Regions from separate parts of the Homo sapiens genome. Here region 2 is linked to region 1. Evidence: read pairs that join two places in POLR2A ChIA-PET (ENCODE). Cell type or tissue: endothelial cell of umbilical vein. All regions are shown on one strand. Links, peaks and the distances in the headings refer to the core of each region. The heading gives the core; the rest is flanking DNA.

Region 1 (2,909 bases), core at 247-2,746:
TGCCTTTGAGAAGGGTGATATTTTTCAGATAGAGGCACACAAAGAAAAAAATAAAGAGAGAAGGGAGGATTGCAGAATAAAGCTCTTCTGTCACCTGTTGTCACCATCTCCTTATGCAGCCTCTGTCCACAAGCACCTAATGCCCTTACCACCACCCTAGACTAGATTGCAGGGACTACCACTTTCTAAATCACATGTTTCTGTAATACATTAATTTTCTTTTTGCCGGAAATGTATATTACTTTTGTAATCTGAAAAAAAATGACCAGAGAGAGAGAGAAACCCTAAACGTCCAATTCCCATACTAATCTAGACTGATCTTCTTGAAAGAGCTGCTTCCTCCCACATCAGTCCCCTTATAATCCCTGCCATTGTTCGGTCTCCTCTGCTCCTTTCTCCATTTCTAGATTGCCAGGAAGTAAGAGAGAGGAGGGGGCGTCACAGTGGCCTGGCTTCAAGTCCTTGCTGGGGGACACATGGAGGAACCCAGCCTGTGCCAGCCCTGGTGCTGAGAACTCCAGGTTCCCGGTCCCTGCGGGGACCCCAGGGCTCACCACTGGGATCCTGGCAGAGCGGCCCTGGGGTGCCCCGGCCAGGGAGCCTCAGCCCCCGCCGGATGTGCACGCGCAGAAGGAAGCTTCTTGACTTATGCTAAATCATTTTTCTAAGAACAAAAACTATGTACAAATGAATATTTCCATCTTTATTTCAAATTCTAGGTTTCAACTGCAATATTAATGCTACTCCACAGTGTAATTTACTTGTAATAATATATCATTATTTCTATTTTACAGTTCTCTTCTTAAAGTAGTAAAGCAAATGTTTAAAACAGCACAAATCCGAAGCCCCACAATTCTCCATTCAGGCTCAGAATTTGTGCTCTCCTTTCAGAATGGCACATAATTGAAAACAATGAACACCCCCAATGTGCTAAACGCTCTAGTCATTAAAGCATTTTTTTACTTTGCAATAAAAGACTGTTCTTGTGGTTGTGGTTATTTATTTATTTATTTTTAGAAACCCCAAACACGCTGCTTCCTGTTCCCAGACTGACATCTGCTGGGGATGTCAGGCTGACCGGCTCCCCGCCAGGCCCGCAGCCGGCTGCCACTCGCGCCCACGAAGGGCAGCGGAGGGACGCGCCCGGGGCGCAACCCGCGGCGTCTGCTGGGCGCTCTCCCTCCGGCTGGCGTGCAGGCTCAGGAACTGGCCCTGGAGTCCCCAGTTTCTTTCTGGCTTGTAGCTGCTGAGTTAAATCCCAGAATGGCACTGGCTTGGCACAGGATCCTGGCTGTTGGCGGCTCAGGTGAGGTACTGATGCCCAGGTGAGGATTTGGAGGCAAAAATAGGCACACGGGCAGAGTGGGTGTCCTCTGCGTGCTGGATGCTCAAGTTTCCTTGCTTTCTGGAGGACGTCTACCCTGTGTATCTTTCACTTTTTTCTGTAGTGGTTCCTACGCCTTTGGTAGAACAGCTCCCTGTTTAGTCAGCCCTGGGCATCGGGTCCTGTAAGGGAGGATCTCCATCCATCCCCACAGATTCCAATCAGCAACCTTCAAGCTTAACAACCAGGAGCCGAGCTTCCTGTTCCACCCAGAATGAGTAGAATGAGGGCCGGTTTGTCTTCTCTTCTAACCCCTCCTTTGTCCCAACCTTGTTGTTGTTTACCCTGTGGCTGGGGCAGGGGGGTGAAGCTGTGAGGGGCAGGGGGGTGAAGCTGTGAGGGGCTGGGGAAGGGCAATGTTCCTTTTCTGTCTCCTGGAGACGTCCAACAGCTCTAGGAGCCTCTTACTATCTGTGAAAGGATGGCATCAAGCCTGAGTCTCTGACGCTGCTCTGGGCAACCTGCCCCTCCAGGCCCTTGCAGGACATTTTCTTTTCTTTCAAAAAAATTTTTTAAAATATATTTTTTACTTTTCAGGGAATGACCTAGAACATTGCAGAACATTTTTGTGAGATGCCCTTGGCCCCTCACAAAGCCAGCATCCTGCCCCAGCCAGCCCCTAACACGCTCTCCTGCACACACCTCCAGGGGGTCTGCATTCCTGCCTCTCTGAACCCTCCCGTTCACCCACATCTGTGCCTTCCTGGCCATCAGCCTGCCAGCCTGATCACTAGCCTTTCCCTCTTGCTCCCCGGTATCTTTCCTCTCTGGCCAAACTTCTCACCCCCATCCACAAACGGTACTCTCAACGGCAACCCCAACCCACTTAAACACCTTTAATGAAATCTCATTGCCACAGAAAAAGCCCTATCCTTCGGCTTAATGTCCAGAGACAACATAGCCTAGTCCAGCCCAGCCCAGCCAGGGTTTCCCAAAGCCTGGGAGCCTACCTTGGGGTCAGGGGATGCCCATGGAATCATTTTGTGGGGATGAGGTGGGGGCATTAAGAATGGAGTCACTGAATGAGAAAGTGATTGTATTAGTTCAATTTCACACTACTATAAAGATACTACCCAAGACTGCGTAGTTGATAAAGAAAAGAGGTTTAATTGACTTACAGTTTCACATGGCTGGGGAGGCCTCAGGAAACTTACAATCATGGAGGAAGGAGAAGCAGGCATCTTCTTCACAAGGTGACAGGAGAGACAGAAAAAGCCCAGGGGGACTGCCATTTATAAAACCAACAGATATCATGAGAAGTCCCTCACTATCACGAGAACAGCATGGAGGAAACCGCCCCCATGATCCAATCACTTCCCACCAGGTCCCTCCCTCAACACCTGGGATTACAATTCAAGATAAGATTTGGGTGGGGACACAAAGCCTAACCATATCAGTGATTCTGTTATGGAGAAAGTCTGGTTTGGTGTGAGTCAGCTTATTTTTTTTAAATAAACTTTAAATTTCAGAATAGTTGAAGATTTACAGAAAAATTGCAAGAACATTACATACAGTTCCTAAATAC
Region 2 (2,909 bases), core at 225-2,724, 58 kb before region 1:
CCCCTCCCTCCCAGTGCTCTGAAGTAGTATTTCTCCTCTGCCGACTGCTCAAAAACTTTCTTGCTGTAATGATGCCACAGAATTGGGGTCTTTGTACCCAACATCACCTCCCTCAAGTTTAGGCCAAGGAAGAGGGTGTATCTGGTAGATAAAGGGAGGAAGCAAGCTGTCTCTGCCAACAAGCACAGCTGCTTGACCAGCCCAAACTGAGAGGCCTCCTGCAGATGAATAAGGTTCAGACCCATCACACAGCACACAGGAGACTTTCCTGTGCTTATGCCCAAGCTACTCACCTTTAGGTCGGTGCTTCTCATCTCTGAGAGTTGTTTTTAAAAATATCTTTGTCAAAAAAAATGTTTTAAACAAAACCTTTATTTAGACCCATTGAACCAAATCTCTGGGCCTCGGCCTGAGCGTTGCAATTTTTTTAACAGCTCCCAGATGATTCTATTGTGCAGCAGGGTTAAGAACCACTGATTGAGATTCCGCTTGTGGAAGTTATCCAACCCCGAGCTTACTCCCTTCCTTCCAAATACACCCCAGGAGATTCCTCTGCCTGTTCTCACACTAAAGATTTCTGGGAGCCAGGAAATAAAATAAGGCGGCCTAGGGAATGCAGTTAGTTTTAGAAAAGAAGAGGGTTGAAAAGAGAGGGGGTGCCACGGAGTGGAGGAGGCTGTGTTTGTGGCTCTCTCCCTACCCCTCTGTGGATGTGGGCTGCACACAGCTGGTGTAGATAAGGCTACCACCTCTCTCGAGGACTGGGCCTCCGAGGATTTGAGGATGAGATACTATAAGTGTCAGCATGCTCAGTTTCTTTCCTGCTGGGGTGGGAAAAGGGAAATCATAAGTGCTGGAGGATGCTGGAGACTCGAGAACTGTGATGCAGAGACTCTAGGGAGAAGAACATGATCCCCAGCCAGCAAAGGACAATTTAAAAATTAAGCCGGGTGCGGTGGCTCAAACCTATAATCCCAGCACTTTGGGAGGCCAAGGCAGGAGGATTGCTTGAGGCCAGGAGTCTGCAACTAACATAGCAAGACCTCATCTCTACAAAGAATACAAAAATTAGCCAGGCAAGGTGGTGCACACCTGTAGTCACAGCTACTTGGGAGACTGAGGTGGGAGGATTGCTTGAGCCCAGGAGTTGGTGGCTGCAGAGAGGTGTGATTGAACCACTGCACTCCAGCCTGTGCATCAGAGACCTTGAGTCAACAACTAAAAAATTAAGTCCCACCCATGCCAAATTATTAGGATACAGTAACGAATATGATTTTCCATGCAGAACCCAGCTTGAGAGCCACAGAGCTACTGCACTGACGCATCCACAACGGCCAGAGACTCTGCTAGCCGAGGAGGAAGCAGCTCTCAGAGCCCAACCCACATGGTCCCTTCAGACCCTCCAACTGTTCTCCATGCAGTTAGGAAAGAATAAAGAAGTCCCCTCTTGGGGTCCAGAGCTTAAACGAACCCCCAGAAATTCTAGACACCCCCTGGTTGCTTAGGCAACTGGTGGGCACCATCCAACACTTCCAGGCCAGTGACTCTGCTGGGAGAGTGGCTTGCCCTGCTGCTTAGCTTTTGCTCAGAGAATCCTGGCTCTCTGCCTGCCTGCCTCTGGCACGTTCACAGCTGCTGTTGCGCTCTTGGCTTATTCTGTCTAGAGGTCTCCCTGCCTCCACCCCTCTTTTTTCCCCCCCTTTCTCCCCAGATGTCTCAGTGTTTATGTGGGAAAGCATGTTCGTAGAGCCTGTTAGAGACTTTCGAAGTCATGCCTTCCCCTGCAGCTTTGGGAGTCCACCACGTCTAAGTAATGTGTAAAGGGGACTGAACAGGAAGGTGTATTTTGCATTCTCTGGGTAGAGTTGCTAAATGCAACTCTGGGTTTCCCCTGGCACCGTTCTCTGATTCGTGAGCATCCAAAACTCAGGTCCTTGCCCTCAGAACAACCAGCCAGATTAATGCAGACGTGCAATATGGCTGAGTTCCAGCTATGGAGGAGCAAGGGTGTTTTACATTTTCTTGTCCAGTGAAAATCCTCCCCATTCTCACAACCTTGGTGCCTCCAATTTAATGATGTTCCATTACCTGGAATTTGGGGTGTGTTTCTCTTCTTTTTTTCCAAAAGAAATTCAAGCAAAGACCAAATGCAAGTGAGTGATCTCAGATAATGAACTGCCAGGGCTTGTGCCAGATGCTGTCCCACCGTCAAACCAGCATGCGTCAGTCCGTGCTGGTCACCACAGCTTCTTACTGCAGTCAAGCCAGCCAGCCCAACTCCCCTGGGGCTGGGAGGGCCCTTAAAGCTTCAGGATAATATTGGCAAATGTGTGCACCTCCCAGCTTTAAGAACAGTTTTGTTTTGTTTTTTTAAATAAAATTAATTCATGCAATCTACTGCATTTGCACTCCAATCCAATAGTCAGACCAGGACACGCCTGAAAGGCTGAATCTGATGTAGCTTCAAAAGGTGTCAGAGCAATCACATACCTAGGATGGGGAGCGTGACTGCCCTAAAGGTAAATCTTCCTCCTGGAGGAAACTGGCAGGAAATACCCTGCCTAGAACAAATACTCCTGCTGCAGGGATTTCTTGCCATTTTCATTTTTAGAAACCAGAAAAACATGAAATGTGAAAAGGGCCCCAGTTCTAACCATCTTACTCATACCTGGCCACAAACAAAACTAAGAAATGGGCCAGGAAGGTAAGTCCAGGTTTTCAGCCCATATCTGCACCAAAGGCAAGGACCCAATCAGTGCCACCCTACTCCTCAGCCCAGGGTAGACTAAAGCCGCTCTGGGGCACACGCATTACTGAAATCTCTTCATACAGGACAGCAGAGCAGAGCAATCAGAGAAGTATGTCATGGAGTCAATATAATAATCATCACAATAATAGTAATGGCCACT

Evidence for each region. Peaks named below come from ENCODE experiments on the same cell type or tissue, not always from the same donor. Only the 100,000 strongest peaks of a DNase experiment are listed, where the experiment ranks them.
Region 2: POLR2A ChIA-PET joins it to region 1 with 11 read pairs; 5 of 35 experiments call an interaction of 5 or more read pairs at or near these places.

What each region holds. Positions count from the first base shown.
Region 1 is chr2:174,047,365-174,050,273 of GRCh38, forward strand. No RefSeq gene overlaps it. Among named protein-coding and RNA genes, the nearest start is that of LINC01960, 24 kb to the left of the region's middle. RefSeq lists a silencer at 2,165-2,368. In endothelial cell of umbilical vein, for the core only: no CTCF peak of the experiment used is centred there; no DNase peak of the experiment used is centred there.
Region 2 is chr2:173,989,815-173,992,723 of GRCh38, forward strand. No RefSeq gene overlaps it. Among named protein-coding and RNA genes, the nearest start is that of SP3, 26 kb to the left of the region's middle. In endothelial cell of umbilical vein, for the core only: no CTCF peak of the experiment used is centred there; a DNase peak (open chromatin) is centred at 1,677.